Linked DNA regions of Homo sapiens: all the other regions are linked to region 2. The links are chromatin loops, found by intact Hi-C in ENCODE. Cell type or tissue: PC-3. All regions are shown on one strand. Links, peaks and the distances in the headings refer to the core of each region. The heading gives the core; the rest is flanking DNA.

Region 1 (9,862 bases), core at 817-8,816, 110 kb after region 2:
CTACACAATGAATAACATTGCATGATACAGTAAAAAAAAAAAATTACTTATTGTGTACCTGAAATTCAAATTTACCTGAGTGTTCTGCAGTTTATCTGGCAACCCTACCTGGGTCTCACTTTCTGGGGCTACTTCAGAGTTAATAGCATGGACATTAACACCACAGACATCCTCCTTGGAACCCAGCTCTGTCCCTTAAGTGGTAACTGAGCTGCAGGCAAGACATTTAACTTTTGAATGGTAAATGCTTCTTTTCCCATAAGCAAATACAGATAATAATAGTACCTGTTTCTTGTGGTTATTGTAACTGTAAAATAGAATCATCTATCTAAAGTACATACTAAGTGCTCGATAAATGGTAACTGTTATTATATTTACTGTATCAGGAAACAATATCAGCAATGTATTTTTGGTTTATAATGATAAGAATTATAAATTCCTTTTATTCTGTCTATAAGAAGAATGTATGTATATTATGGAAAATTAGAAAATGCAGATAGATACGAGAAAGAAAGAAAATCTACTCACATTTTTAACGTTTGCTGATTACTCTTCCAGTATTTTTCCTTAAAAATATATCTGTATCTGGCCAGGCATGGTGGCTCATGCCTGTAATTCCAGCACTTTGACAGGCAGAGGCAGGCAGATCACCTGAGGTCAGGAGTTTGATACCAGCCTGATCAACATGGAGGAACCCCATCTCTACTAAAAATACAAAATTGGCTGGGCGTTGTGGCACATGGCTGTAATCCCAGCTACTCAGGAGGCTCAGGCAGGAGAATCGCTTGAACCTGGGAGGCAGAGGTTGTGGTGAGCCAAGATCGCGCCATTGCACTCTAGCCTGGGCAACAAGAGTGAAACTCCGTCTCAAAAAAAAAAAAACAATCTATATCTATATCTATGTATCTATCTATCTCTGTACAGAATAGTTTTGTGCTGTGGGTCCTGCTTTTTTTTTTTTTCACTTAACATTATATGACATTTGAACTTTGAACAACATGGGTTTGAAGTGCGCGGGTCCACTTATAGAAGGAGTTTTTTCAGTACAAGTGACACCCAGCGTGCCTGCCTTGCCTGCTTTCCCTTCCACCTCCTCCCCATCTTCTGCCTCTGCCACCCCCAAGACAGCAAGACCAACCTCTCCCTTTTCTCCTCCTTGTCAGCCTGTTCGACATGAAAAGAGGATAAAGATCTTTATAGTGATCCACTTCCCTTTGATGAATAGTAAATATATTTTCTCTTCCTCATGATTTTCTTAATAACAGTTTCTTTTCTCTAACTTACTTTATTGTAAGAATATAGCATATAACACACACAACATACAAAAATATGTATTACTCGGCTATTAGTAAGGTGTTAGTCAGTATTAGGCTATTAGTTAATGTTTTGGGGAAGTCCAGAGTTCTGTGAAAATTTTTGACTGCGTGGGGATCAGTGTCTCTGACTCCTGCATGGTTCAAGTGTCAACTGAATAAGTATTTCTCTAAGTTGTTAGATATTCTTTGAAAATCTAATTTTCACTGTAGAGATATAGACAAATGTATTTAGCCAATCTTATGCTGATCATCCAAGTTTTTGTTGCTATTATAAATAGTACTGCAATGAGCTCTTTATCTTTTATTAAACATTGCGCTAGAGCTCAGTCGGCCCCTCTGAAGCCTGTCTCAAAGCATGGTCTTCTGGTTTGTGTTTCTGGCTGCCTGGCCGCTGCTTTTGCCAGAGTGCCTTGCCAAAACCCAAGACAAATGGATTTCAGCCTTGATGGGTAGGCCCAGGGCTGCTCAGAGGCCCATTTTGTCACTCTCTGTCTTTTGGAAGTGGAGCTGGCTCTCTGCTGAAATGTACAAACACAGAATCCTTTTTGATCAAGGGGAGATCCTTTTCTAGCCTTGGGACTCAGTCCGTTCTGTTCCTGGCTGCATGCGTGCCATCTCCGTTGATTGTCGTTGTCTTTCTTGTTTCATGGAACTGGAAAAACAAAACCAAACCAAAAACCTTCCAAGGTTCTGAAGTCCTCATATCCTTAAAAATCCATCAGAAAGCCCCGAAGCTTCCGCTGCTGAGTTTGCCTTTTCCAGCCTTGCCTGATCTCACTTGGGAACATGACTACCCAATAACTCAGTTGCAGCAATGGTGGGAGAACAGAGCCACCAAATACAAGCAACGTCCTGGAGAGAAGGGCGCTTACAGGCAGAGGCGAGGCACACTGAAGCAATCAGTCCTGCTGTACAGGTTTTCTTAATGTTTTGACATTTTAAGTTCAGAGAACATAGCTTGGTTTTATAAAATAGTTTCAGTCCAGAGGACAGAGGGCACAAAAGTCTCCAAACAAGTTCTTCTGGGTGGAAGACACTATGAGTGGCTCTTTACCTGCTTTGCCATCATTTTTGCCCCAGAACCTTATGGAATATATTAAGTCACTGCATGGGTCCACTTATACAAGGATATTTTTCAACACAAGTTACACTCAGTGTGCCTGCCTCACCTGCCTTCCTTCCACCTCCTCTGCCTCTGCCACTGCTCAGACAGCAGGACCAACCCTTCCCTTTTCTCCTCCTAGTCAGCCTGTTCAACATGAAGAGAGGGTGAAGATCTTTTTAACGATCCACTTCCATTTGATGAATAGTAAATATATTTTCTCTTCCTTGCAATTTTCTTAAGTTTCTTCCCTAGCTTTTCTTCCTGCCATTACTTTTGCACCAACCTAATATCCAGTGCAGATTTGAGGCAATGAATTGATTTAATTGCAGGGCTCATTTGAGCCCCTAGCATGTCTTTGTGTATGCACAATTATTTTTTCTAAACTGGTTGAGTTTGAAAATGTAATAACTTTGCCCAGACCCACACAGCCATTTTCTTCCCAGAGAATCAATGTAATTTGCATGTGTTATTCGGCCACAGGACAATAGAGCAGTGCAGCTCTTGTTGATTTTGAAGAGCTGCTGATCGCCTTGTTTGAGAAGTCAGGGCCCAGGAAGGCAGCCAGGATGATGCAGGGCTTGTCAATTTCCAGGTGAATTCAGCAGGCAAGTGGGAGCGGCAGGTGCTGGTCAGCTTGGGTTTCAACCTCATCCTTCATACGTGCCAGCTTTGAGACTTTGGCAAGTTACTTCAGCTTTCTGTGCCTTATTTTCCTCATCTGTAAAATGGGATAATAAACGACTCTACCTCATAGAATTCTTTTGACTCATAAATGAATTATTACGCGTTAAGCACTCCAAATACTGCCTAGTTCATTGTTAGTATTATTTATTAAGCTCCAAGTGGTATTTGGACTTCTTAAATGAGAATCACCAAAAGCAGGGCTTCTCAAACTTTAATGTGCACATAAAACACCTAGAGATCTCCTTTAAGTACACATTCCGATTTAATAGGTTGAAGGGCAGGCCTGGGAGTTTGCATTGGCAGGTGCAGCGACTATCGGAGGTGATAGCCAAGATGCTGTTTGAAGACCATGCTTTGAGGTTCAAGGACTTTGAGAACTTAGGGTAAAATTGCAGATTCCCAGGCCCAAGCCCAGACTGTCGGTTTCAGGACCTCTAAGGGTTGGTCCCAGGATCCAAGTGTTTAACGAGCCTCCTAGGTGATTCAAACACACTGAAGCTTGACAGGCTAGAATGAGTTAATTTTAGTGTAAGGAAGATGTGGCTTGTTCATAACCTTTGTGGGAGAGAATGTGTCACTCTGTGTTTAGGACTTAGGTTTCTTCTTCTCTCCTTTCATTTTCCTTCTTCTCTTTCTTCATTCCTCCCAGGCCAGGCAGCACAGCTCAGTGGTTAGAGCATCTCCTCTGGATTTGCCTCGCGATCTCACCATTAGCAGTGATACCTTTATGGAAGCATGTGCTATGAGAGGACTGTGAAAGGGAACCCAAGGGTTGATTTGGGAAGCTGGCAGTCATCGGCCAAATCCTGACCATCTTGGGCTGACTGCTGCAGAGGGTGCAGGTCAGAGTGTATCATCATATATGTTCTGGCCACTGGCTTTGGACAGTAGTATATGTGGGTGTTTGTTCTCCTCTGGATGATAAACAGCTCAACAACAGTGCCCTTTTTTGCTCTTCTTGGGCCTTCCCCAGCGCAAGACTTGACATCTGAGCTCATCAGTGCTTCCTGAATGAGTGAATAAAAGACGTGCTGCAGCCACTGAGTCATGCACCACTGAGCTATTGCAAGCTGAAAGGAACTCAGCGGTTCATAAACACTGGCTTTGACCACCTTAGCTCAATTCAAGTCAGCAAATATTAGTGATCATGTATCTTGCATCAGGGCCCATACCCGAAGCCACAGAAAGTCCTGGGGGCAGCCAGATCCAATAATTATAATTTCTCTGTAAGTTTTCCTATGCCTCGCTTATATTTGAAGCATGATTACAATGGAATCCAACTGGCCATACAATCAGTATTTGTAAAATAAAAACGAAATCAGCTCTACATGCTGTCATTTCCAAGATGATGTTAATGGAGGTACTCTTGTTTTACCTTCACAACCACATTAGGAGGTAGGTATTCTTATTGTCCACATTTTACTGATGAGCAAACTGAGGCTCTGAGAAGATAACTCATCTGGCACCTGGCAGTGGGGAACTTGAACCGGGGTCTGGAACTCCGCCTGTTCCATAGGCTGGTGGTAGGGCATAGGAAGCGGGTCGTGGATGGACTTGGGCAAGAAGAATAGAGGTGCAGTTCCCCTGAGAAAGGGGGAGGGATGCTGGTCATCGGGACACAGCTGAGGTTGCCACGCCACATCCCCTCCTCCAGGCATGCACAGCATTGTGGGAGGGGGCTGGCCTGTCACACCCTCAACACTGAGACCCATCAATGAGAAGAATTTCCTGAGTTTATAAAACAGCAACAGGTTAGGCAGCATCATGAGTGAATTGATCACCAAGCTGAATCTTACTTAACTCCTAGCTTTAAAATAATCGGCAGGAAGGAGAACAAAAAGCCACACGTGTGTTTACACACAGGCACCCCGCCCTGCAGGCCCCAAGGAGAGGTTCAAATCAAGGCAGCCTTTCCTGTGGGCGTGGGTGAGGTGCCCCGCACAGGAGCCAGCTTTGCACTTAGTGCAGACTAGACAGCCATGTAGTTTAGCAGGGGCAGCATTGACAGAAACCAGAGAGCTGTAAATGCCACACTGGGGTGGCTGGGCCACATGTGCTATTAACCAGACAGTCTTGTTCCATGTCTGGAGTCTGAGCACATTTTAGGCCCTGGTGGCTGGGCAGCACCCTGTGGGGACCGTTAACCACTTAGCTGAGACCCGTTGAGCAGATGCCTCTGAAATCTATGCTGGTTTGAACCCCCCCTGGGGTATTTTGTGCTCTTAGGGACACCATAGTAATTGATGTAATATGCCTAAGATGGACTGAAACTGTCTGATATTGGAATAAATTTAGCCTCACTGGTAATAAAAGATAAGTGCATGAAAACAAGATGTCATTTTACTATAATTTTCCCTGGCCATTTTATTATAATTTTTAGATTGGCCAAGGTTAAGAAAGATGACAGCTCTGTGGGCTAGAGGGTGGAGAGACAAGCCCTCTCCTACACTGGTGAGGGGTGCCAGGATTCTGTAGCAACACCTTTGAGTGAGCATAACCTTGGACTCAAACAATTTTCCTTACAGGCAATAACCTACGAAATACTGGGATATACGCACAAAGATCCATGTGCCAGGATATGTGTTGGAGGATTTATATTTGGAGAAAATTAAATGCGCAATGAGAGGTGAGTAGTTAAATATATTTTGGTATATCCATAGAATGAAATTCCAGGCAGTCATAAAATGATGCTGGCTTTTATGTTATGGAAGGATGTTCCAGATATATAATTGAGTAGAAAATATAGGTTACAAAATAATATGTATAGTATGAGCTCATTTTTGTAAAAAAAAAAAAAACCCAAACTGTCTATATCTAGATGTGAAAAATGCATGGAAATATTAACAATAGTTATCTTTGGGTGATGGGGTTATGGATGAATCCTGTGCTTTCTAACATTTGTAAAAGGGAAAGTGATTACTTGAATAACACAAATGGACTGTCTTTAGAGGCGAGGGACCAGGCTAGTAAGGCCTGCAAGAGGGTGGCATGGCAGCTGAAAGGAGGGTGCTGGGGTTACTGTGGGCCTCGGTGTAGCTTCTGCTCAGACAGGAATTGTCTGTGGGGCTCTGGGCAGGTGGTGCAAGCTCTCTGAACCTTGGTGTCCTCATCTGAAGAAGGGGGTCGGATGATACTTACTTCACAGTTGTGTTGTGAGGATTAAGTGGGATAATTTCTGTAAAGTACTTGGCACATGATAAGCACCTAATAAATCTTAATTATATATAAATATTCTATCAATATTGAATGCTAGCACTATCTACCTCTCTAAACACACACACACACACGTTAATCCACATATCTAAAAGAGTGGACTGGTTTTCCTTTCCTTTTTAAAAAAATTTTTAGAAACCGATGTTTATTTTCTGTCAACCTTATTTCCATGTTGTTTAAGAGCCTGTGCAAGAACAGTGTAAGGCCATTCAGTGGTTGGTCCTACCCATTCGGTGGCCTGAGCAGGGGGAGCTGCAGACCAGTCTTCCGTGGCAGGCTGAGCACTCCAGTCTTGGGTAGGGAACTGCTGAATAGGCCCAGAGGGCACCTGCACACTGTCAGACCAGTCTGCAACCTCAGGCCAAGTAGCAGTGAACTCAGGAGCTGGAGCAGTGTTCATTCACCCTGAAATTCCTCCTTGGTCAAAGCCTTGTCAGCAGCAGCCTGCTCTTCTTTTTCAATCTCTTCAGGATCGCTGTAGAAGTAGAGATCAGGCATGACCTCCCACCAGTGTTTGCGGGCAATTGTGCCGCTGCATGGGCAGAATTTCCCGGGCCAGCATCCACATCAAGTCCACTGAGTGAGCTTCCTGTTGCATGGGATGGCAATGTCCACATGGTGCAGAGGAGAATCTGTGTGACACAGAGCAATGGTAGGTAGGTTATAACATAAGATGCCTCTGCGAGAGGCTGGTGGCCGGTCCTGCAATCAGTAACCACAAGAACCCGTGGATTCGGGAATGTTGCCTGGATCTGGTTAGTGAAGGTTCCAGGAGTGAAGTGGCCAGCAATAGGAGTGGCTCCAGTGGCAGCAGCACACTTCAGCATGGCCCTCTGGCCAGTGCTACTGGAGGATATGACACTGACATCAGCAGGGTTTTCAATGGCAACGATGGCAGGAGCCACCAGCAGAAGCTTCTCCCAGCTCCTCTTTAGATTTATGATGTAGATGCCACCACTTTTCCTCTTACAGATGTGCTGTTCCATTCGGAAGTCAAGGTCGGTGCCACCTAAGTGGGTTCCTGCTGCAAGGAACTTAAGGACATCCTCCTCTTTCATTTGCAGGACATCAAGGGCTGTGGACATTGTGAAAGTTTCCCTTTAAGTTATGACGGGAATCCAGAACCACACTGTATGGACCCCTCTGTGGGTAGCAGGGAAAGCGAGTAGACTTGTTTTCTAAAACTCCCGAGGATGGACTCCTTGGGACAGCATCACAGCATCACAGGGGACCAATGTCCACCCCAAATTAAGAAAAATCTTCTAGCTTTCCACAGGTAAAAATGGGAGCCCCATCCCTGGAAGTATTCCAGTAGCTTGTGGGTAAACAGATGGCAGAGGTATGGGAGGTGATATCTGAGAGTCAGATGATTGGGTTGACCTAGCCAGTGGCATCCCCTTCAGTCCCCACATTGAAGCCATTGGCAAAGGGGATGAGAAGCTGGCTCAGGATCAGGCAACCTGGGGCCTTGCAGCAGCTCTGCCGCTTTCCTAGCAGGTGGGATGCTGGCAGACCTCTCTCCTCTCAGTCCCAGTATTCACAGGGCTAAAATAATTTCTGCTGTACAGTTGTAAGAATTGGAAATAATGCAATCTAGCTCCCACTCTATTAGTGTTTTTGTTCTGAAAATAGCAGAGCTAGGACTTGAGCAAATATTCCTCCATTCATTCATCTGTGCCTGCATTCATTCACTAGACAAATATCTATGGAGCAGCGTGCCCAGCTTCTGTAACAGGCAGGGCCCCTGGAAGGCTCCCAAGCCCCACAGACCTGCTGTCGAGGGTCTGCAGAATCCTAATCCCACTGTCAGGCTTTATTGTCGTGTTCTGCACAGGCACCAAAGGGCAGTGCTCAGTGATGATGAAGCTAGGCTCCTTGCCAGAAAGACAGCAGGAAGTTTTGCTGCAACGTGCATGCTTCCTTGAACACAAGGAGGGAAATAAGAAAACCCCCATGGCCAGTTTCATGATGGGGGGAGTTATTCCGGCCATGCTAAGATAATGTGCCGGGATAAAGGGCATCTCAGCTCTCCCTGCCTCTTCCCTCCTCCCCCTCCAATTCCCGAGCTGTGAAGGTGGCAGGAGGAAGAGAGCTTGAAACCACGGGGACCCGGCTTGGGAGGGACTGTTCCTTCTGGACTTTCTGCCTCCCTAAGTCTACTTCTATCTCAGCTCCAGCTCAGCTTCAGGTCTCTGTCACAGATGTCCCCAACCTTGGCCCATTTTCCCCATCCAGCAAACACAGTCACACTTTGACCGGGGTCTTACCCCTGCGTTATGACTGTGTGCAGGTGTCAGCTTGGCCTCCGCCACACCCAGGGTCCTGTTCAAATTGGGGTGTGTGGAAAGACAGTAGCAGTGCTGGGGACCTTAGAACTTTGGTTTCACAGTCTTTTGCCTGTTTTATAATGTGCGGGATAGACTGGAAAAGTGGTATCCACAGCCGGGCACAGTGGCTCTCGCCTGTAATTCTAGCACTTTGGGAGGCTGAGGCAAGTGGAGCACTTGAGGTCAAGAGTTCAAGACCAGCTGGCCAACATGGTGAAACCCCATCTCTAGTAAAAATACAAAAATTAGCTAGGCCTGGTGGCAGACACCTGTAATCCCAGCTAGCTACTTGGGAGGCTGAGGCAGGAGAATCGCTTGAACCCAAGAGGCGGAGGTTGCAGTGAGCCGAGATCGTGCCATTGCACTCCAGCCTGGGCTTCAGAGAGAGACTCTGTGTCAAGAAAAAAAAGGTGGTATTCACATGCAATTTATAAATAAATACATATATAATTAATAATTCAATTATTAATTAGGAATAAAAAGGAATGATCATTGCTTCTGAGCTGCTCCTGGTTCATCACACCAGGGGCAGCTCAGGAGCTATGGTCATTTCTTCCTTTTTATTCCTAATTAATAAATACTATGTTGTTAATTATAATAACAGATGTTATATTTTATAATTATATTTTATATCTTGTAATAAAATATATTATTATGTGTAATTATGACTATATGGCTGGGTGCAGTGGCTCACACCTGTAATCCCAGCATTTTGGGAGGCTGAGGTGGGGTCACTTTGAGGTCAGGAATTCAAGACCAGCTTGGCCAAGATAGTGAAACCCCATCTCTACTAAAAATACAAAAATTAGCTGGGTGTGGTGGTAGATCCCTGTAATTCCAGCTACTCAGGAGACTGAGGCAGGAGAATTGCTTGAACCCAGGAGGCAGAGGTTGCAGTAAGCCAAGATCATGCCACTGCACTCCAGCCTGGGAGACAGACTGAGACTCTGTCTCCAAAAAAAAGGAAAAAGTTATGACTATATAATAACATAATTATTATTATATAATACCATAATAATAAATAATAATGAATACATATTAATAATTGATACATATTAAAGGTGAGTGTTTAGCAGTTTTTAAAGTTAGGAATGCATGATCAAAGAATTCAGAGCCAACCATCAAAGACCAGGAGCAATGGCTATTTATTCCTTGTCTCAGGGTTCTCTGAGCAGAGCTTGCTCCTGGCTGGGGTTCTTAAGTGTTTGTGAAATGAA
Region 2 (9,862 bases), core at 1,079-9,078:
CCCTAGAAGATGGGGATAAGATTGCTGACCTCACGGGGCTATTATGGGGATCTGGTGAACGGAGGTTTGCTGCAGGGATGAGCAGTGTCACTGGGCCTCCTGTCCCCATGGCTACATTCCATCAGGGGCATGAAATGGTTCTACAGATGGTCCTGGGCTGACCCCAACTGCTTTCAGGTCTCTCTCCGGGGTTCCAACAAGCTGCGGGCCTCTCTGGACCCTGTTCTTTCTGTCTTATGCTCTCCGTCCCTCTTCCGAGTGGCAGCGGGGAATGCAGAGAGAGCGCTAACTGCACAAAGTGTTATAAATAGCAGCAACCACAGCCTCCCTCCACTGCAAACTCACTAAGTGCCAGGTGCTGTGCTAGGAGCCTTCATTGCCTGAGTCTCCATCCTTTCCTAAAAAGGTGGGCATTATCACTAATACCCCCATTTTACAAATGAAGAAACTGAGGCTCTGAGAAGTGAAAACTTATGTCTGGCAATAAGCGACAAAGCCAGAATTAAACTAGATCTGTGGGACTCCAGGCCGAACCTCTTTGACCCCTGCCTTTTACTGCCTCCTTGAACCACTTGTTCCTTTCGGGGAGCTGGTGTGGTGTCTCCACCCCTTGCAGTGAGTCAGGGACTGGGTTTCTAGTCTCTATTTCATATGGACGAGATTTTGGAATGTTTCTGAGGATGGGGAGAAGCAGGCAATTGTCCATGGCTGGGGAAACATATTTATCACTATTTATATTTGCAAGTGAGCAGAGTTAAAAAAAATCAACAAAACCCCTAGTTTTGCCAAACTCAGGGTTGCCATTTTGGCCTCTGGGAAGGAGATGTTGACGATGGAGGCAGAGGGTGGAGTCGTCTCCAGAAGCCCTGCTGATACCTTGATTTTGGCCCAGTGAGTCATTTGGTCTTCTGATCTCCAAAAACTATGAGATAATAAATTCAGGCTGGGCGCAGGGGCTTACGCCTGGAATCCTAGCACTTTGGGAGGCCAAGGTGAGAGAACTGCTTGAGTTCCAGAGTTCAAGGCCAGCCTGGGCAACATAGTGAGACCCTGTTTCTACAATTAAAAAATAATCAGCTGAGCATGGTGGTGTGTACCTCTAGTCCCAGTGACTCAGGAGGCTGAGGTGGGAGGATCACTTGAGCCCAGGAGGTCAAGGCTGTGGTGGGCCATGATAGTGACACTGCACTCCAGCTGGGTGATAGAGCAAGACCCTGTCTTCAAAAATAATAATAATAATAATAATAAATTTATATTGCTTTAAGCCACTAAATGTGTGCAAGTATGTGAAAGGAGGAAATTAACACAGCTTCCAAGGCAACTTTCCAGAAGGAAAGCATTTCTCTCCTGTACTCTGCAGGCTTTGGTTTCTCTCTCTCGTACCATGCCTCTCAACCTGTGCCATTCCCTCACTCCCAGTGGGTGTCTCGGGGACCCGTCCGTCTCTCTCCATGCCACTCTTTCCCAGGCCCTGCAGCGTTTCACTGCCAGTATAGCTTCATCTGTCAGGATTAGGGCTTCTGGCCGAGCCGACTCAGAGGCGGGTCAGGCTGCATTAATCCCCAATTAAAACGTTAATCAAAATGGATCCAACCATTAGCCTGGCCCGGGTCCTGGCATGTTAGATTTCCAAGAGCTGCTGTGCCCTGGTGGAGAATATATCTTTCTTAGCCACCTGCTGTCTGTTCTCGCCACAGTCCCACCACCCTGGGCCTTGGCCCAGCCTCCTGAAAGCTGGGGCCCAAGTTCCTGGGGAGATTGTGTGCTGGGAGCTAGGCTCTTCCCTCCATCCCTCCCTTGCCCCCAAATGAGAAAAAGTGCCAGTGTCCCTCCCCCCTATAAAAAAGACAGGCTGCCTCGGGAGCCTCCCTGCTGTGCTGCAGGCAAGCAAAATAACACCAAATGCACGTTTGCGTTTGCCTTCTTCTACGGGGAGGTGTTTGGGGACTGGAGCCAGAAGATCCTTTTCTCTTTGCCTCCTTGTAGCTCAAAATTAAGCAGAGAAGCAGGCTTGGGGGAGCAGTGGGGACCTCAGGACGGCAGGAAGGGAGACACCTGCTTACCAGAGTCCTCTGGAGGGAGAGCATGATCGGACCTGCCCGGGGAGGTGTGGGTATGAGAGTGAAGACTCACCTCAGGGCAACGGACAGTCTTAGGCACAATTCAGATCCTATTTGTAGCAAAGTCACTTCATTTCTGATTTCGTTAATCAAATACAGTCTGCTGGATGATAAAAATGGTCCACAGCAATGGAGTGCTTCAGCTAGGTTCTTCGCCTCTCCCTTTTTATTAATTCTATTTAGAGGGGCTTTACCAGCTGCCATTTTTCACCCACAGGCTCCATTTCTGGGCTTAATGCAACAACCAAGGGTAGATTCCTGTACCCCTAGACCTCTGGCAACAGGCAATGTTGACTCTTCATCAACATTGGAAAGCAGGGTGGAGAAAGGACAGCCGAGCCAAGGTACCTACTGCGGCTCCAGGAGGTGAGTTCCTCGGAGCTGGTTTGCGTCGCTTAGCCCTGCATCCAGCACACATCTCTTTGTTCTTCTGTTTCCTGAGGCACCTCCCTCACCTCTTGCCAGAGCCCAGCTGTGGGTCTGGTGCAGAGAATTCAAAGTGGTGCTCAGATCTGCCCCAATCAGGCTCCAGGACAAGCTTCGGGAAAGTCTTTGGGGATGGGGAGAAGCAAGTAACCTCTGCCTCCCATGTCACATCTCCCTCCCAGAGGCCAAAAAGGCAACCCAGAGTTTGGCAAAACTAGGGGTTTGGTTGATTTTTTTACTCCCAAGGTTTGACAACCCAGGCTGTAGGCTGCGGGCCTGGGCTCTCAAGTCTCAGGAGAAGAACCTAGGTTGCCTCGTTTCCAGTGTGCTTGCAGTTCCCTGCAGGTTAGGAGTGTGTCCCAGGACAGACATCTTTCCCGTGGAACGGGCTGGCTTCGAGAATGACTGAGGAGGGTGATCCCCAGGGGCCAGCGCTTGCCTGTTTTTCAAACACACCTTCCCTCCTTCCCCTCCTATCAGGCGACTCTGCAGGGCTCCAAAAGCCGGGGGAGGCACAAATAGAGCTCAGGTCTGGCAGAGCCTGAAAAATCCCCCAAAGAAGGACAGCATGCCCTAGCCACAGTGCCGACCGCAAGGCCCCAATCAGCAGTGCCAAACTTTTCTTGGAGATGTGCTGCCGGTGAGGCTCTTCATAGGGACTCTGCCATCATGGGTATGGGGGTATCAAACACACACTAATGAATAAACCTCTGCTCAGATTCATAGGGCAGGAACTTCCCCCACCCCACAATGAATCAGACCAGTTCCTGCTCCCTCCTCTTACTTCCCCCTGTACTTATCTCAGGGAGTCAGCAAAGGGGGTGGGGGCGTCTGTGTCTGTCTCCCTCTTCTATGTGTCTGTCATTTACCTGGGTAACTTTGGTGCCTGGCACCCTTTAAGTGCTTAATAACAGCGAGTGCTTAAGAAAATGCCTGCTGAATGGACAACCTAACTCATAAACCCCATTGGTGGGAACCTGCATTCCTCAGTAATGTCGGATCAGTGTTTCTCAACTCCTCCCCACCCTACCCCATCACCCGCCCCTAAGGAGCTTTGAAAAGATCTTTTCTTCCTATTCTAGAACCAATTCCAGCTTCCACACCTCCCACCTTGAGAAGGAATGCATTAGATGAACCAAGACTTCTGCCTATATACATGGGCTGCTACAGTTGGCCACCCCGGCAGTCTGCGGCCTCCCAAGCGGGGGCCTGGGTCTTAATCCTTACTTCTCTCTAAGCTGCATGAAGGGTGCCCCCATTCCATCCCTCTTCACTTCTCCCCAGCATAGCGCCTCCATAAATGTTTGTGAACTGGATGAATGACTGTTGAGCGCTTGGTATGATGAGCTGCTTACAATAGGTGCTCAACCAATCTTTGTCCAATCTATGAATGAATGAATGAACTTCACCCTTTTCCTTCCATACCTCCGGGCTGAGCCTCTCTCCCACATGGAAACCCTAAGGCTGAGACCACCACCTTCCTACCAGTTCCTGGGGGTGCCCAGTGAACTGTCTCAGTATCCCCAGTGCCTAGCACACAGTAGGCGCTCAATAAACGCTTGCTGTGTTCATAATGAATGACTCAATCAGGCCCACGGTGGGGGTGAAGGGGGGCTCCATACTGTGCCTAAGGATACAGTGAATGAGCAAGTGACACACACTCCCCCACCCCAATCCCTAACTCTCCTTCCTCCCAGGATCGGGGGAGAAACCTCGGCCCACAGCCGGGATGCGCCCCCGCCGGGGTCACCGCGGCGGCGAACGTCCCGGACTTCGCATCCCGGTGACCCCTTGGGATGAACCGAAGCCGGACCCGCACCTTGGCCGTAACAAGCGCGCTCCACGCCGCCACGCACCAGCGGTGACTCCCGAGTCCTCTGTCGCCCTGGCCTCCCCGCAGGCGGGTTTCGAGGCCCCCGCAGGGAGTTCAGGGCCACGGCCACGTGCAGCCGCCCCCGAGCCCGAGTTTGCAGGCTCGGGGTCCGGTTCGCGCTTCGGTGGCGCCCGGCGAGGCTGCAGCGCGCAAAGTTCCCACCTCAAGTTCCCGTCGCGGCGTCCCCGCCTCGGAGTTGGCCCGGCCGCGGCTTCCGTTCCCCCCGGCTGCCCACGGGTCCGGGGCGAGGACGCGAGAGGGGCCTGGAAGTCGCCCGGGGAGCCCGCTCTGCCTCCCGGAGCCGCCGCCAAACTTCGGTCCCGGGGCCCGGCTCAGCTCCCGCCCTCGGAGCCACGGCCGCCCCGTCTCTGCCTCCCGGTCCCCGCCGGGCTCCGAGTGCGCCGGGAGCGCGGCGCAGCAGCCGCCGAGGGAGGGAGCGAGGCAGGAGGCGGGACGGAGGGAGGGGACTGAGCGCGGGGCGGGGAGAAGGGGCGGGCAGCCGAAAGCGCAGCGCCTGGCCTCGCCTCGCTTCGGGACAGTGGCAGCGGCGCCACCGTCACGGGGCGTCCAGGCGCCCAATCGGGACCCCGCACCTTGGATCCGGGGGCCCTGGCGCGCCTGCTGGATTGCGCTCCTCGCGGCCAGTTCCTGAGCCCGCGTCCGGGACTGCTCGCGCTACGCCCTCCCTCCCGTTGCCTTCTTCCCCGTCTGCTCTCCCAGGAGCGACCACCCTGCGGCCCCTTCGCCTGCACGCGACAGCCTTCAAGGTCCCCGCGCTCCGCTGCCCTGGAGCTTCACGCACCAGGCGGCGCGGCAGCCTCCTAGGGTCGCGCGCCCTGTCAGCTTTCCCCGCGGTGCAAGTGCTCCGGTGGTCCCGGGTCCGCGCCCCTAGCAGCACCGCCCCAGGGTCTACATGTGCTAGATATTAAAACCCCACTCTCCGCTGCCCCGGGGCCGCGCTCCACGCGCTTACACATCCTGGGAACCACATGCGCCATGTCTCCTGCCTTTCCCTGGAAGTCCTGGAAGTCCAAGTGCACTGCTGCCTCTGGGTCCCTCGCCCCCCTACCCCGGGCAAATACTGCATCCTTGAGGCCCTCCACGCGCTGCTGCCCTGGAGCCGAACGCTCCAAGCAAGCTTCCACATCCTGGGGGCCATATATCGCGCGCCTTTTCTCGACCTCCTAGACCAATGTTGCCCTTGGGCCCTTCCTGCCACCGCCACCCAGGGACTGCCAGCATCTTGCTGTGCCAAATTCCTAGGGCCAGTACGTACCGTGCCAGGTGTTTTCCCTTCCAGTCCCGCGGGGCCGAGGCCCCAGAGCCCTCCCGGGCTAGCAGAGCCGCACTTCGTCGTCCACTCCCCTGGCCGGTGCAGGGCACTTGGACCAGGTCCTGGGGTCTTGCTCCCAGTGTGGCCGCCTAGCCTCGGAGTTGGTAGGATGCTGCACAGATGCTGGAGGTTGGGTTGGAGGGATCTATTGGGTTGGAGGAATCTACTGAGTTGGAGGGACCTATTGGTTTGGAGGGATCTGTGCTGCTGGCAGGGCTGGCCTCTTAGGGTGGCTTGCCTTGCACTCCGTTCCTCTTCTCCTTTCTGTCTCTTGCACTCCGTTCCTCTTCTCCTTTCTGTCTCTTGCACTCCGTTCCTCTTTTCCTTTCTGTCTCTACTGCCTTTGCCTATCATCAGAGAACCAAGAAAGGACATGAAGAAACCCTGCTGCCGACCAGCCTGAGGCCTTCTGCTTGAGTGGGGCTCGGGTTGGGGAGTCGTGGGTGCTCATTAAGTGGGTTAGGGTTAACCCTAAGAAATGAGCGCAGGGCACACTAGCCTGCGCGGCAGTCCCAGCCGGGTGGAGCATAGGAGTTCCAGGTTATAGTGCACTATGATGGCACCACTGCAATCCAGCCTGCGTGACTGAGCGAGATCCAGCCTCTAAAACAACAAGAATAAAAACACTGGCTTACTGGTGAGGTGGAGGCCTGGACAGACAAGGATCTGCCTAAGGACCTGTTTCCAAGAGCTCACCTTCTACTGGGGGCTTGGCAGAATTGGGAAACTGCTGAAATACGTGATTGCAGAATGAAGCCAGAGAGGCCACTTTAGATAGAATAATGGGGGAGGGCTCCTGTGGAGGTGATGGTTACATGGAGCCCTGAGCCAGAAGGAGCCCATCTGGCAAGATGGGAAGAGAGCTTTCTAGGTGGACAGAACATCAAAGGCACTGGCCTTCAAGCAGGAGAGAAGGAGGCATGTCTGAGAAACATCAAAGAGACCAACCAGCAGTGTGGGGGAGGGGCCTGAGTGGGGTGGGGTGGGCTTTTGTTGTCAGAGGGTCCCTGGATTACATATTGAGAAACACTCCTCTTGTGGTGGATCAGGCTTCTGCCTTCCTTTCCCATCTGAAATTTTTTTTTTTTTTTTTTTTTTTGAGACATAGTCTCTCTGTGTCTCCCAGGCTGGAGTGCAGTGGTGTGATCTCAGCTCACTGCAACTTCCATCCCCCTGGGTTCAAGCGATTCTCCTGCCTCAGCCTCCTGAGTAGCTGGGACTACAGGTGTGTGCCACCATGCCCAGCTAATTTTTGTATTTTTAGTAGAGACGGAGTCTCACCATGTTAGCCAGGCTAGTTTTGAACTCGCAACCTCAAGTGATCCGCCAGCCTCAGCCTCCCAAAATGCTGGAATTACAGGCGTGAGCCACTGCACCCAGCCAGAAAATTGCTCTCTATCTTGTTTTTGAGACAGGGTCTGACTCTGTCACCCGCTGGAGTGCAGTGGTGCAATCATAGCTCACTGTAACCTCTAACTCCTGGGCTCTAGGGATCCTCCTGCCTCAGACTTCTGAGTAGCTGGGACTACCACACACCACCATGCACCACTAATTTAAAACAAAATATATTTTTTGCAGAGACAGGCGGGTCTGGAACTCCTAGGCTTAAGACATCCACCCACCTTGGCCTCCCAAAGTGCTGGGATTACAGATGTGAGCCGCTGCACCTGGCCATGTTTCTATCTTTTTTACTTGCGTATTATCTGTGTCCCCACTGGGGACCAAGCTCCATCAGGGCAAGGACTGTGTGCTGTCTCTCCCCTCTCCAGCAGCTCCCACTCTGCTAGGCACATACAGAGCAGGCTTCTTAAATGATTCCTGGAAATGATTCCTGGGGGAATTCAGGACAGTTTTCTGGAATAGATGTGACTGCGTCAGAGAGTCAGACTCCTCACTGATGCTCACAGGGTAAGGATGCAGAGCAGGGCCTCTCAGACTTTACTGTGCATCTGAATCCCCCTGAGGGCTTATTAAAACCCAGACGGCTGGCCCCCACCCTGGAGTGGCTGATTCAGTGGGTCTGGCGTAGGGTCCTTCTGAGGAGTTCCCTGCTGATGCTCATGCATCAGGTCTGGGGATCCCACTTTGAGAACCACTGATATTGAAGACTTGAACGCCTACCCAGCTGGGTCTGACTTCGGAGCCCTCATGAGGTCCCGGGACAAACTCAAGCCAGCTTCTTCTTATGTAGGATCCATAGGAACTAATGGCCACCTCTAGAGATGGGGCTGGGCTTATTAGAACACTATGCACCTGAGTCAAATTTCATAGTGACCTGCAGACAGAAGACCTGGTACACTGTGTGGAGACCGTCAGTGAGAACAATGACTTCCACCCGGTCCTGCCTACCCGCAACATACACACTCACTTGCTGTACCCAGGAGTTAAATTACTGCCTGATCTTATCCCTGACTGTGCTAAACAATGTCCAATAAAATCCTTTTAAGTCCTTTTAAGGAATTCCCTCTTTGCAGTTCCTCCCTCCCTTAGAGCCTTCCAGATTTTTCACTCTTCTCCTCATATCTTCATTTTCCTCTTGAAAAGCATCCTTCCCCAAGCTGTTGTGTGGAAAGAGATGTTGATGATACCCATGGAAGCTTCCTGAGAAAATGGGAACCGTCAGTGCTTGCTGGGCAGCTACGAGGTGCCAGGTGGTTGCTGGGTGATTTGAAGACATCAGAGCCACAACTGGGCCCGGAGGTGGACTCTGGCACGCAGACCTGTTTTATTTGTCCCTACTGAGTTAAAATTTTTAAAAATTAATTTAAAATTAGTTGCTGACCTTTAAAAACTGGGAGATTTCATGTAAAATTTTTTCTTTTGAAACACTGGGAGATCTGGCCAACATCCTTTACCCACACAGCATGCTGGCGCTGGGCAGTGGCTTCTGCTCCCTGCGGTGTGCCCCTCTACCCACATCATACCATCTCGGTTACTGCCAGGCCCCTGGAAGCAAGAGTTGGTGACTTTTCATGTTGGCAGATTGTCTAGGGTTGCGCGGTAAATGGCAGAGCCAGATCCGAACCCAGGCCTGCCTAACCCAAAAGCCCAAGCTTGTCACTGAAATAAAAACTGCTGTTAATTTTTCGGGCAGGAGGAGAATGTGACATTGCTGGCCCTGAGGAAATACCTTAAAAGGGAGTTACTGTCAGCAGTTTAAGAATATGCCTTCCTTCCCATCCATAACCAGCTGTCAGTAAGCCATAAAGTTCTGGGCTGTTTTTCCAGGGCAGGAAAAGTTATCCAGAGCTGTCCATTTTTTTTTAACCCATCTCCTCCTTGAGATGAAAAGGCTTGGATTTGGTTGGAGTTGGGAGGAATCTGTTGAGAGTGGTGGGTGGGGTGGGATTTTCTTGGTTTGGAGTTAGCTCTTTGGACAGGGGATCCCACTGGGTGTCTGTGGGGTGAAGGCTGGTGTTTGAGTCAAGGCAGGGATTGGGATGGGGGCATTCTCCTTCTCTCTCTCCACAGACACTCTGCCCCAGGCACTTTCCCTTTCTGTTCCTCTGATTCCCCAAATCCTGTCACCTTCCCGCAGATTTCCATATAGCCACTTCCTGCAGGTCTCAGCCCATTGTCACCTTGGGATTCCTGGTCTGGGATGGGGTTAGGTTGCAGTAGGTGAGGTTGAGGCATGCAAGGGTGTGACTTTATTGAAGTCTTTCTTTTAAAATGTGATATTTTGCTTCTTGTGGATTTTTGTGGACTAATTTTGATTTTTAAAAAATATTGTTTCAAAATGTTATTTACCTTGATGATTGAGCTTTTGGGCACCTCCTTACTTTTTTTTTCTTTTCTTTTTTTATTTTTTTTGAGATGGAGTTTCTTTCTTGTTGCCCAGGCTGAGGTGCAGTGGCACGATCTTGGCTCACTGCAACCTCTGCCTCCCGGGTTCAAGCGATTCTCTTGCTTCAGCCTCCTGAGTAGCTGGGATTACTGGCACCCTGCCACCTCACCTGGCTAATTTTTCTATTTTTAGTAGAGATGAGATTTGACCATGTTGGCCAGGCTGGTCTTGAACTCCTGACCTCAGGTGATCTGCCCTCCTCAGCCTCCCAAAGTGCTGGGATTACAGGTGTGAGCCACCACATCCGGCTCCCTCTTACATTT
Region 3 (9,862 bases), core at 1,210-9,209, 200 kb after region 2:
AGATGGGGTTTCCACTAAACCCCGTTCAGTTTAGGGTTCCACTAAACCCTAAACAGCCAGGCTGTTTGCCAGGCTGATCTCGAACTGCTGACCTCAGGTGATCCACCCGCCTCGGCCTCCCAAAGTGCTGGGATTACAGGCATGAGCCACTGCACCCGGCCTCTAGTAAAATATATATGTCACTGAACAAATGTTCCTGTAAAACTCTGAGAGAAGATAAAAAGCAGTACTCCTGCTGACACCCATCCATAACACTGGAAAAACAAGACAACAGCTATGAATGCAGAAAGATCCAGATGTGTAGCAGTGGCCACTCAGCACCACTGGCATTTCTCTAGGTGATGGGATTTTGCAAAATGGTGAATATTGCTTCTTAAAAGTTTAAAACAGAGAAATGCAGTCCCCTCAATTTATATTTACATGGTAGTTACATCCCTGGAAAATCCAGGATTTGTTCAAGTCTTGCAAAAAATACTTTTTACAATATATAAACCAGAGTTAAGTTCTAGCAGTTAATTTCAAACAGGTTTTTCACCTACATGAATGTCAGGTGCAACATTGCAGACTTGTGTGGGACTTGGGACAATGCTTTATTGCTTACTGCAGGCCATATAACATCCTTGTTACCCCAATCACCAGTAGAGTTTCCCCACAATTTGGTATTTGATACCTTTCTAGGTTTCCAGAATGCTCATTCATGCTGTGGATGGGGAGTAGATGCGGGTAGAGAACAAAAATAGAGGTGGGGACAATTGAGCTGCCGTAGTCATTGAGGTGAGATGTAATGATGGCTGGAACTAGGATAGGAACCACAGAGGATTAGGGAGAATACATAGATCCTGGAAATAGCACCTAGAGATGTCATGGACACCTTTCAGGTTCTACCTGGCATAACTGGGTGACCCCATTTATTGCTATGGGGAAGACTGAAGGAAAATCAGGTATGGGCAGAAATGTCAATAAATCAACCTTGGACATATTAAGTTTGAGATGACTGTAAGAGATCAAAGTAGAAATGTCCAAAATGTACTTGGATTTGTGAGTCTGGGCTTAGAAAGTAGATATAGACATAGACACAGAGACCCAACATGAAGCTTTAGGAATGGATGAGGTCTCCTGGAAAGAGGGTACAGAGGGCTAGAAGAAGAAGGCAGGCCTGAGGCATATAGAATCCTGGCATCTAGAGGTCAGGCAGGGTGAGAGGGCCCACTGGTCCTCCCCACTGCCATTTATATACATCACATCCCCTGACTCAGTGGTAAAGTCTTGGATGCAGGTCTGTGATGAATACATCACTGTGGCTTGTCAAGGACCAGTGTATTCTCCTGGCAGATGGTAAGGGCTCAATGTGTATTGGTTGATTGGCTGTCTAGAGTTGCATGTTTATAACATTTAGCATTTTTGCATTGTATTTGAAAACAAGATAAAGCCAATCTGTGTGTGCCATTTGTTTCCCCAGCCCTGAAGACATTCAGAAATCCTGAGTAAGAAGCTGATGGACTGGGACTCAGTTGGAGTTCTTCCAAATTGAGATGCCAGAGGGAGCAGTGGCTGGGGTCACTGGGCACTGGCTGGCATGAAAAGCCCATAATTAACTTGTTTTGTTTCATACCTCATGGGGAGGAAATGCTGTCTATTTTAATTTCATGAGCCCGCAACATTGTAAGATTTCAAAAAGGAAAAGAAATCTTTTATTTTGGGGCCTCAAAGGTCTAGGTCACTAACTTAATGGGGTATTATGAGATTCTATTATAGCAAATGACTAAGTCAACTATTGTCACAATGCTACTGCATAATAAACCCTTCCAAAATTTGGTGACTTATAGGAATGAATATTTATTCTTGCTCAGGTGTCTGTGGGTTGCCTGACCAAGGCTATGTTCTTTTGGCCTTGGCTCCAAGCTGCTTTCTTTTTGAACCAGCAGCTACTTGGAAGTTTATATGTCACAGCAATGGCAAAAATCCAGAAACAGAAGGCTAACTGCTCTGGCCTCTGCCTGTGTTCCATCTGCCCAAGTCCTACTGGCTGAAGCAGGGCACATGGCTAAGCCCAAGGTCAAAGGGTGGGAAAATACCCTCCTCTTCAAGTGGAGGGACAGCAAAGTCACATGGACAGAGGGAATGGTGATGAACTGAGAACCATAATGTAATCTACAGAAGAAGGCATAACACATTCTCATGCCTACTAGGACCAAGCAAAGCATGATACACAAGTAAAGATGCTGGATCAGATTGATGCAGAGATATTTTGAGTTCATAAAAATACAGGCATGTTTATCACAATCACGAGACTTATAAAATGTACCCCATTTTCTGGAAATATTTGGCCCACAATCTTACATTTTCCCACTTCTGATGAAGACATGGATGCAGAGAATGACCTCTCTACCTTAAGAATACGAAGAGTATTGACAATGGGCAGAGCTAGAGAGGCAATAAGGAGTAGCAAGAGGGGTGGCAAAGCAGAAACCAAAATACCTTGTCTGAAAGGTACAGCTATCCCTTGATTTCAGCCCATTCTTGTCAGATGGTATATTAGTCCATTCTCACACTGCTATAAAGAACTCCCTAAAACTGGGTAATTTATAAATAAAAGACGTTTAATTGACTTGCAGTTTCACAGGCTGCACAGAAAGCATGACTGAGAGACCACAGGAAACTTACAATCAGGGCAGAAGGTGAAGGGGAAGCAGGCACATCTCCTTGGCAGGAGCAGGAGGAAGAGAGAGTGAAAGGGGAAGTGCTATACACTTTTAAATAGCCAGGTCTTGTGAAAACTGTATCCTGAGACAGTACTAGGAGATAGGGCTAAACTATTAGAAACCACCTCCATGATCCAGTCCTCTACCAGACCCTACCTCCAATACGCGGGATTACAATTCAACATGAGATGTGGGTGGGGACAGAGAGTCAAACCATATCATTCCACCCCTGGCTCCTCCCATATCTCATGTCCTTCTCACATTTCAAAGCACAAGTATGCCTTCCCAAAAGTTCCCCAAAGACTTAACTCATTTCGGCATTAACTCAAAAGTCCAAGTCCAGCGTCTCATCTGAGACGAGGCAAGGTGGAAAGGACTTTGACTACATGTCTTGCATCTTCTCACAGCTCCACTAGGCAGTTCCTCAGTGGGGACTCTGTGTGAGGACTCCAACCCCACATTTCCCTTCCTCATTGCCCTAGTAGAAGTTCTCATGAGGGCTACACCCCTGCAGCAGACTTCTGCCTGGACATCTAGGCATTTCCATACATCCTCTGAAATCTAGGTGGAGGCTCCCAAGCCTCAACTCTTGCCCTCTGCACACTCACAGGCTTAACACCACATGGAAGTTGCAAAGGCTTAGGGCTTGTAGCCTCTGGAGCAGCAGCCTGAGCTGTACCTTGGCTCCTTTTAGCCATGGCTGGAGCTGAAGTGGCCATGATGCAGGATACCATGTCCTGAGGCTACCCACAGTAGCAGGGCCCTGGTCCTGCCCCAGGAAACCATGTCTTCCCCCAGGCCTCCAAGCCTGTGATGGGAGGGGCTGCCTCAAAGGTCTCTGACATGCCCTGGAGGCATTTCCCCTATTGTCTTGGCTGTTAACATTCAGCATCTTATATGGTACTTTTCTCCCATAGCCAGGATTCATGGGTCCAGGAATCAAGGGGTAGAAATGGAAGTGGCCCCACTCACCATCACCCCAAGGAACCCACTAGCAAAATTTTTGCTGCTTGTTACCACGACATTATGTTCTGCTGGCCTAGAGGTCTTAGTTCCAGAGGGAGGAATGCTGCCACCAGGAGACACAACAATGATTCCATTAAACTGGAAGTTAAGATTGCTGCCTAGCCACTTTGGGCTCTTCCTGCCTCTAAGTCAACAGGCTAAGAGGGGACTTACAGTGTTGGCTGGGGTAATTGACCTGGACTATCAAGATGAAATCTGATGACTACGCCACTCCTGGTACCAATCTTCTGTATTAATCCCTTCTCACACTGTTATTAGTCTATTCTCACACTGGTATAAAGAACTACTCATATTAGATGGGAACACAGGCTCAGCATAACATGGACTTTGAGATGTCAATAGAGGCTAAAAATTCAGATTTTTATGTGAAATTTTCTAACTTTAAAATGTTGAACAAACAAAATCCATTGACAGGTAGGAAATGAACTATAGGCCAGCCACCACACTATAATGTCTGTTCTCTAAGTTTGGATTTCTGAGGTTGGCAGAACTTTTCTTTTCTACTCCCAAGTGGCCACCAAAGGGGCAGTGGTTTCTGGATATGTCTTTGAGATGCTAACAGCCAGTTTCCTTATGAGGAGTGAGGTCAATAAATTCAAAGATGCTAGAATGCTTTCCTCCTAATTCTCCTGCTTCCATAAAAATCCAATTCAATTTAAACTGCAAGGCATAGTGAGTTGTAATTACTATATTTATAAAAATTATATATAATTAGAGCAGGATTTCAGGAACCAGGCCAATTCTCCCCCAGAATGTACACTGAAAAGCACATTTTAAAGAACAAAAGATGCTCTTGGGTAGGGCTATCATGTGACATCTCCCAGGCCATTTTGGTCACTTGTTTTTAGCGGGCTAAGTATAAGTTCTTCCTGAGCTCTTTGGACTCAAACCATTATAAGAACATTAAAATTTCTTTCTGGAGATTATAGGTAGAATAATTGTATTTCCTGAACAAAAAGTCAGGTCATGTGGTTAGCTGAGAATCTGCATGCCCCTTACACAGCCAGAAGGCAGTGTGAGGTTGGAGACTGACAAAGGTGGATTTGGAAATGAGAGGGAGACAGAAATGACTGCTGGTGGTGGGATGGCCAGGTTACTTCTGAGTCCCCAGGTCCTCTCCAGGTATGTGACCTCTTTGAGAGAGGCAGGGAACAAAGCCCTGCTAGTGGAGGGATCAGGTGGCTTTGGTTTCCAGTTCCTCTCTGGTAACTCAGTTGCCAGGTGAGATGCAAGGGACCAGATACCCAAAGGGCCACCTTCTCCTCAAACCCGAATCTCAGGGCTTATCAGTTTCCATGCAAGAGGGAGCCCACAGAACTTTCACCCAGGCCAGCACATCTGGAGCCAGAAATCACACTGCCTGAAGCTGAGCCTGCTCAAGGCTTCAAATGAGACCCTGCCTGCAGCCAGCTGTGTATCTCACCTATCTACCCTGCCCCAGCAATCCATAGTTTGGCTTGCTAGTCCCTGCACAGAAGGTGGCCTCACATGCTTTGAGACCTTTGCATGGTTTGTGTCCTCTGCTGGGGATGCCATCACCTCCTTTGCCCATTTATCAAGATCCAGTCATCACATTGTCTGGGGTCTTTCTCTGATGCCCACCCCATGCAGAATCCAGCACTCACTCTTCTGGGTGTATACAACATGGCACCTCTTGCGGGATGTTGCAATAACTTTTTTAAGGTCAGATGCTCCAAACAGCAATGGCTTGAGCTAGGTACACTCATTTTCTCTCAAATCACAGGAGTAAGTAGTCCAGGGCTGGTCTGGAGTCCCTAGTGCCAAGGAAGCAGGCACTTGCTAGTCCATTGCTCCACCATTCCTAGGGGTTGCCCTTATCTGTATGGACCCAGACACCATTGCCAAGTCAGAAACTCCAGCCAGTGGGATGGGGAAAGGGGAGAAAAAAAAAAGAGGGCTTGCCTCTTTCCTTTAAGGACATGGCAGGAAGCTGTACTCATTCATTCGTTCAACATATATTCATGGGGTGTTTTTCACATGCTAGAAACTGTTTTAGATACTGGGGATGTGACAATGAACAGGACTTACAAAAATCCCTGCCACTGTGGAGTGTCCTATGGGAGGTGAGGGGACCGAGAGACGTTAATCAAATAGGGAAATACAACGCATATTCCAGGTGGTGTGAAAACTGCTGAAAAAGAGGAAACTTACATCTTAGGGAACTTCCGGCGCAGGAAGGGTGCTCGGGCTGTGGGGGGACTTTTTGCATTTAATTAAAGAGTATGGATTGTCATTGCTGGTTAGCAGGAGGGTGCAAGGTTTAGCGAGGGTGTGACTGACAACCCAGGAGCGCCATGCTCCATCCGTCCTGCAGGTGGCGCGCCTGAGCCCGTGCACGGCAGCCTCTCCGGAAGGTGAAGCACGCTGCCGCACTGGGGGCCTGCCTGGGGCTCTGAAAGCCCATTACGCTGTTCTCCTTGGGGTCCTCTTGGTGGCATGGACCCACCTCCCCCAACCCCCACCCAAAGCCTAGGTAGTTCTTGTGGAAGGTGCATTTCATCTTCAACAAGAGAAGATCCGTTTTTCCCGAAGTCTCTATTTCATCTATTTTTCAGGAGCGGAGGCTCATTTCTCCTTCCTTGGATTTAAGACGCTCTTGTTACTTCTTTTTTATTGCTTCATTTGAAATTGCAGACAGTTCCGACTTTTTGTTTTTGTGTTCCCAGGTTTTACGGAACACTCTCTGGCTGCGTTACAAAGCTCTCCCAGTTTCTCTCTCCCACCACCAGCCCCGCTGCCCCACGACACCGCCTGCCCTAGACTATAAAATGGCAATCATAATCCATACCTCATGATGCCCAAACAAGATAATGTCTACAATAAGTAAGGTTGCCAGATTCGGCAAATCAAAATACAGGACACCTGGGTTTAAGGTGTCTGATAAACAACGATTTTTTAAAGTGTGTGTACCAAATATTGCATGGGACATACTTACTCTAAAAAAAATTATGAATTATCGTATGAAATTCAAATTTAACTGGGTACCCTGTATTTAATCTGGCAATTTGAACATAAGGAGCTTAACACAAGGCATGGCCTGAGGTCACAGTAAGTGCCAGGGACAATGATGAGGGTGACGATGACTTTAATTCTGATGAATGCGCACCCCAGGATGGAAGCAGGGGTGCGTATTCATAAGAAGGGCTTTCTAGAGCAATGGAGGCCTAGGCTAAGTCTTGAAGGACTCCAATCATGTGTGCAACAAATATTTATTGAGCACTTATTAAGTGCCGGGCTCTGTCCCAGGTGCTAGGGATGCAGCAGTGAACAAAACAGATAAAAATCACTGCCCTCATGGGCATGATTTATTAGTGGGGGAGACAGTATTTACTCTTTATTTAAAGAAGATAAGCAAAAAGAAGTATTTACTCTTTATTTAAAGAAGATAAGCAAAATCTATAGAGTGTCAAATGATGCTAGGGAGAAAACATAAGTAGAACATGAAGTGTTGAGGTGAGGTGAAGTTTTGGAGTGGGTGGGAAGGACAAACTTACTGAGAAGTTGGCTGAAGTAACAATGTGAAGAAAGGAGAAGAGCTGTGAGATATTTAGGGGAAGCTCATTTCAGAAAAGGGAGGTAGCAAGTGCAAGGGTCCTGCAGTGGAGGGCACCTGAACGTGCAAGAAACAGCGAGGACGCCTGGGTGGCGGGAGCAGAGGGAGCAAGGGGTGGGAGGGGAAAAGGCGGCTGGGTCTCACAGGGTCTTGGGGCACCAGAAGGACATTGAGTGAGAGAGAGCCACTGTGGGGCTCTGATATAATCTGACCTGCGTTCCGATAGGATGTCCCTGGCTGCTTGTGGAGGATAAACTGCAAGGCAGGAGCAGAGAGACCCGTGAGGAGGTGACCGCAACAATCCGGGTGAGACAGGACGGTGGTTGGGACCAGGGAGGAAGGTGGTGAATACATTTTGAAGGGAGTGCTGATAGGATTTGCTGCTGGTTCCAATTTGGAGAGGACGGGAGAGAGAGAGAGAGAGCCAGGGGGAGGAGGGGAGGACACTACTAATGCCTACTTAAAGAGAGTTAACCAGATGGAGAAAGGGAAAAGAAACAATAGCTGAGGCAATCCCGGCAATGATTGCTTCAGCTAGGAAGTGCCTTGCAGCGAGGATGTGACTTCCAACCCGCGCGGGACAACCTGTTTCTCCACCCTCCCAGCTGGATTGTGGACACGCCTGTCATGAATCCTGCCTCCCCACACTGTCCTGCTGTGAATGAGATCAGCAATCTTTGCTGCCCTGGTCGCTTGCAGCAAGAGACTGCTTGGCCCCTGTGCTGAGAGAGCACCCTTGCCCAGGGCAGAGAACCTCCCCTGCCCTCAGGAGGCCCGGGAAGATTTCCTGGGCTGCCTGAGTCTAGCCATTGCTCCCATGATCCATGGCCCATTAACAAACCACTCCAAAATTTAGGGGCTTAAATAGCAACCATCATTTACTTGGCTTACAAATAGGCTATTTGGGCCAGGTTCCGTGGGGGAAGGCTCATCTCTGTCCTCACAGCATCAGCCAGGGAGGCTTTTCTGGGGAAGGGAGTGTCTGCTGTCAAAATCTGGCAGACAGGTTGGTGCTGGCTATTGCCAGGGATGTCGACTAAGAGCCTTTGGTTTCAAATCCCAGCTCCAGCAGGTGCAGCTGGGTGATCTTGAAAAAGTCCTTCAATCTCTCTGTGCCCCAGTTCTCTCATCTGTAAAGTGGGGATTGTCGTAGCACCTATCTTATAGGGAATTCACAGAGATAATACATTCAAGGGATATAAAGCAGTGTCTGGGACATAGTGCTCAGTAAGTATTAATGATCAGTATTAGTATTGTGATTTTTTCATCGTAACGAGGAAAAACTCACAATGCAGTAATTAACAATTTGTGCATGCTTCCCCGTCTCCATGTCTCCATGAGTAGAGTTTTAAAGGAGGTTTTAAAAAAAGTAGCTCACTAGTAAAACTAGCTAATATATGTTAATCATAGAAATTTAGAAATAGAAGAAGAAAATTACCCTAGGTAATTACTGTTGCTATCTTGGGACCATTTCTTTCCAGCGGTGGTTCTCTTTTGTTTCATTCCCCCTTATTTTAAAGCAGGGTTAGGAGAAGAAAGAAAGAGGAGGGGGCAAGTGTATGAACGAACATGCCAAGCAGAGTCAGGAGCAGAAATTTCAATACATTCCAATCCACCCGGGACAGAAATGACTTGTTCTAAGGTTTGAAATGACCCCCTTCTCTCAGGTGAGAATGACCATAACTCCAGGGGTCCCATGATGCGTGGAGTTCACCATCTTCAGCAAGAATGCGGTGTGGATTCACAGCGGGAGTGTGTTCGCCTGTGCATTTTACATTTCAAACATTTGTCACTCAAGAGCATTGTCCAACAGACCCCTTCAGGGAACCAGGCCAGGAAACGCTGAGTTCAGAGAGGGGCTTTGATATCTGAGAATGCAGTGAAAGAGATGTTTTTGATAGAAGAGTGATTCTCGGCTGCTGAATAAGAAATAGTTCTCATCCATAATGCATGGCCCTTTAGAAGACAGAAAGAAAAGTCAGTCTAAATGTAGCATAGACTGGAAAAAGATGAGGAGTGATTTAGCATGCCATTCAGAAGAGGCTAGTCCTCTTCTCAGCTAATTCATGCTTCCCCCAGGCTGACTGAGGAAGGCCCCCTCACTGGGGGCTTGCATGGTGTCTGTTGGTGTCAGGAAGAGGTGCAAAGGAAAGTGTTAAGTGGCAAGGAGGACGGACCTAACAAAAGACAGATCGAGACCAAACACGGAGGATGTTTTCTAACTCAAAGATGATTTTCCTAAATATTCTAGATCCTTTTGGGGTTTTTATTTTGGGATCCTGATTTTAGCTGTAGTGTTCATCAATGGAAGCACAACTAAGAAAAGTGGTGAGGGGCAACATATGGGTTTGGAGGCCTTGTCTGAGTGACATTCCTGTTGGCCTAGTGGTCTTCTACATGGCACCCAGCCACAGGATGGAGCCTGTTTAATAATCAGGTGATGTTTCTAGAGCCTGGACAAGCCCTTTGTTGTTATCATTTGTTTGCTCAAGCATGTTGCCAACAGAGGACTTCCCAGGGTCCTCAGCCTCCAAAACAGGTTAGTTTTGGAAACGCTGTG

The links. A loop is a pair of places that touch in the nucleus more often than their neighbours do. Peaks named below come from ENCODE experiments on the same cell type or tissue, not always from the same donor. Only the 100,000 strongest peaks of a DNase experiment are listed, where the experiment ranks them.
Region 1: it touches region 2 in a loop (2.0-fold over the local background); 2 of 110 quality-filtered maps call a loop at or near these places.
Region 3: it touches region 2 in a loop (3-fold over the local background); 2 of 110 quality-filtered maps call a loop at or near these places.

The regions. Positions count from the first base shown.
Region 1 is chr20:51,124,265-51,134,126 of GRCh38, forward strand. LOC105372661 (a long non-coding RNA gene) reads left to right here. Exons shown (of 4, transcript XR_007067649.1): 2 at 5,631-5,731. LOC105372662 (a long non-coding RNA gene) reads right to left here and starts at 612. Exons shown (of 3, transcript XR_001754668.2): 1 at 529-612. It also overlaps the pseudogene RPSAP1. In PC-3, for the core only: no CTCF peak of the experiment used is centred there; DNase peaks (open chromatin) are centred at 2,997 and 4,137; H3K27ac peaks cover 1,791 bases.
Region 2 is chr20:51,018,289-51,028,150 of GRCh38, forward strand. It overlaps KCNG1 (potassium voltage-gated channel modifier subfamily G member 1), which reads right to left and starts at 4,819. Exons shown (of 3, transcript NM_002237.4): 1 at 4,582-4,819. RefSeq lists an enhancer at 2,460-3,023 and a silencer at 4,748-4,917. In PC-3, for the core only: no CTCF peak of the experiment used is centred there; a DNase peak (open chromatin) is centred at 4,893; H3K4me3 peaks cover 2,614 bases.
Region 3 is chr20:51,214,330-51,224,191 of GRCh38, forward strand. No RefSeq gene overlaps it. Among named protein-coding and RNA genes, the nearest start is that of KCNG1, 200 kb to the left of the region's middle. RefSeq lists silencers at 5,980-6,039, 6,100-6,149 and enhancers at 7,299-7,973, 7,974-8,647. In PC-3, for the core only: a CTCF peak has its summit at 6,066 (motif pointing right); a DNase peak (open chromatin) is centred at 7,892; H3K4me3 peaks cover 1,031 bases.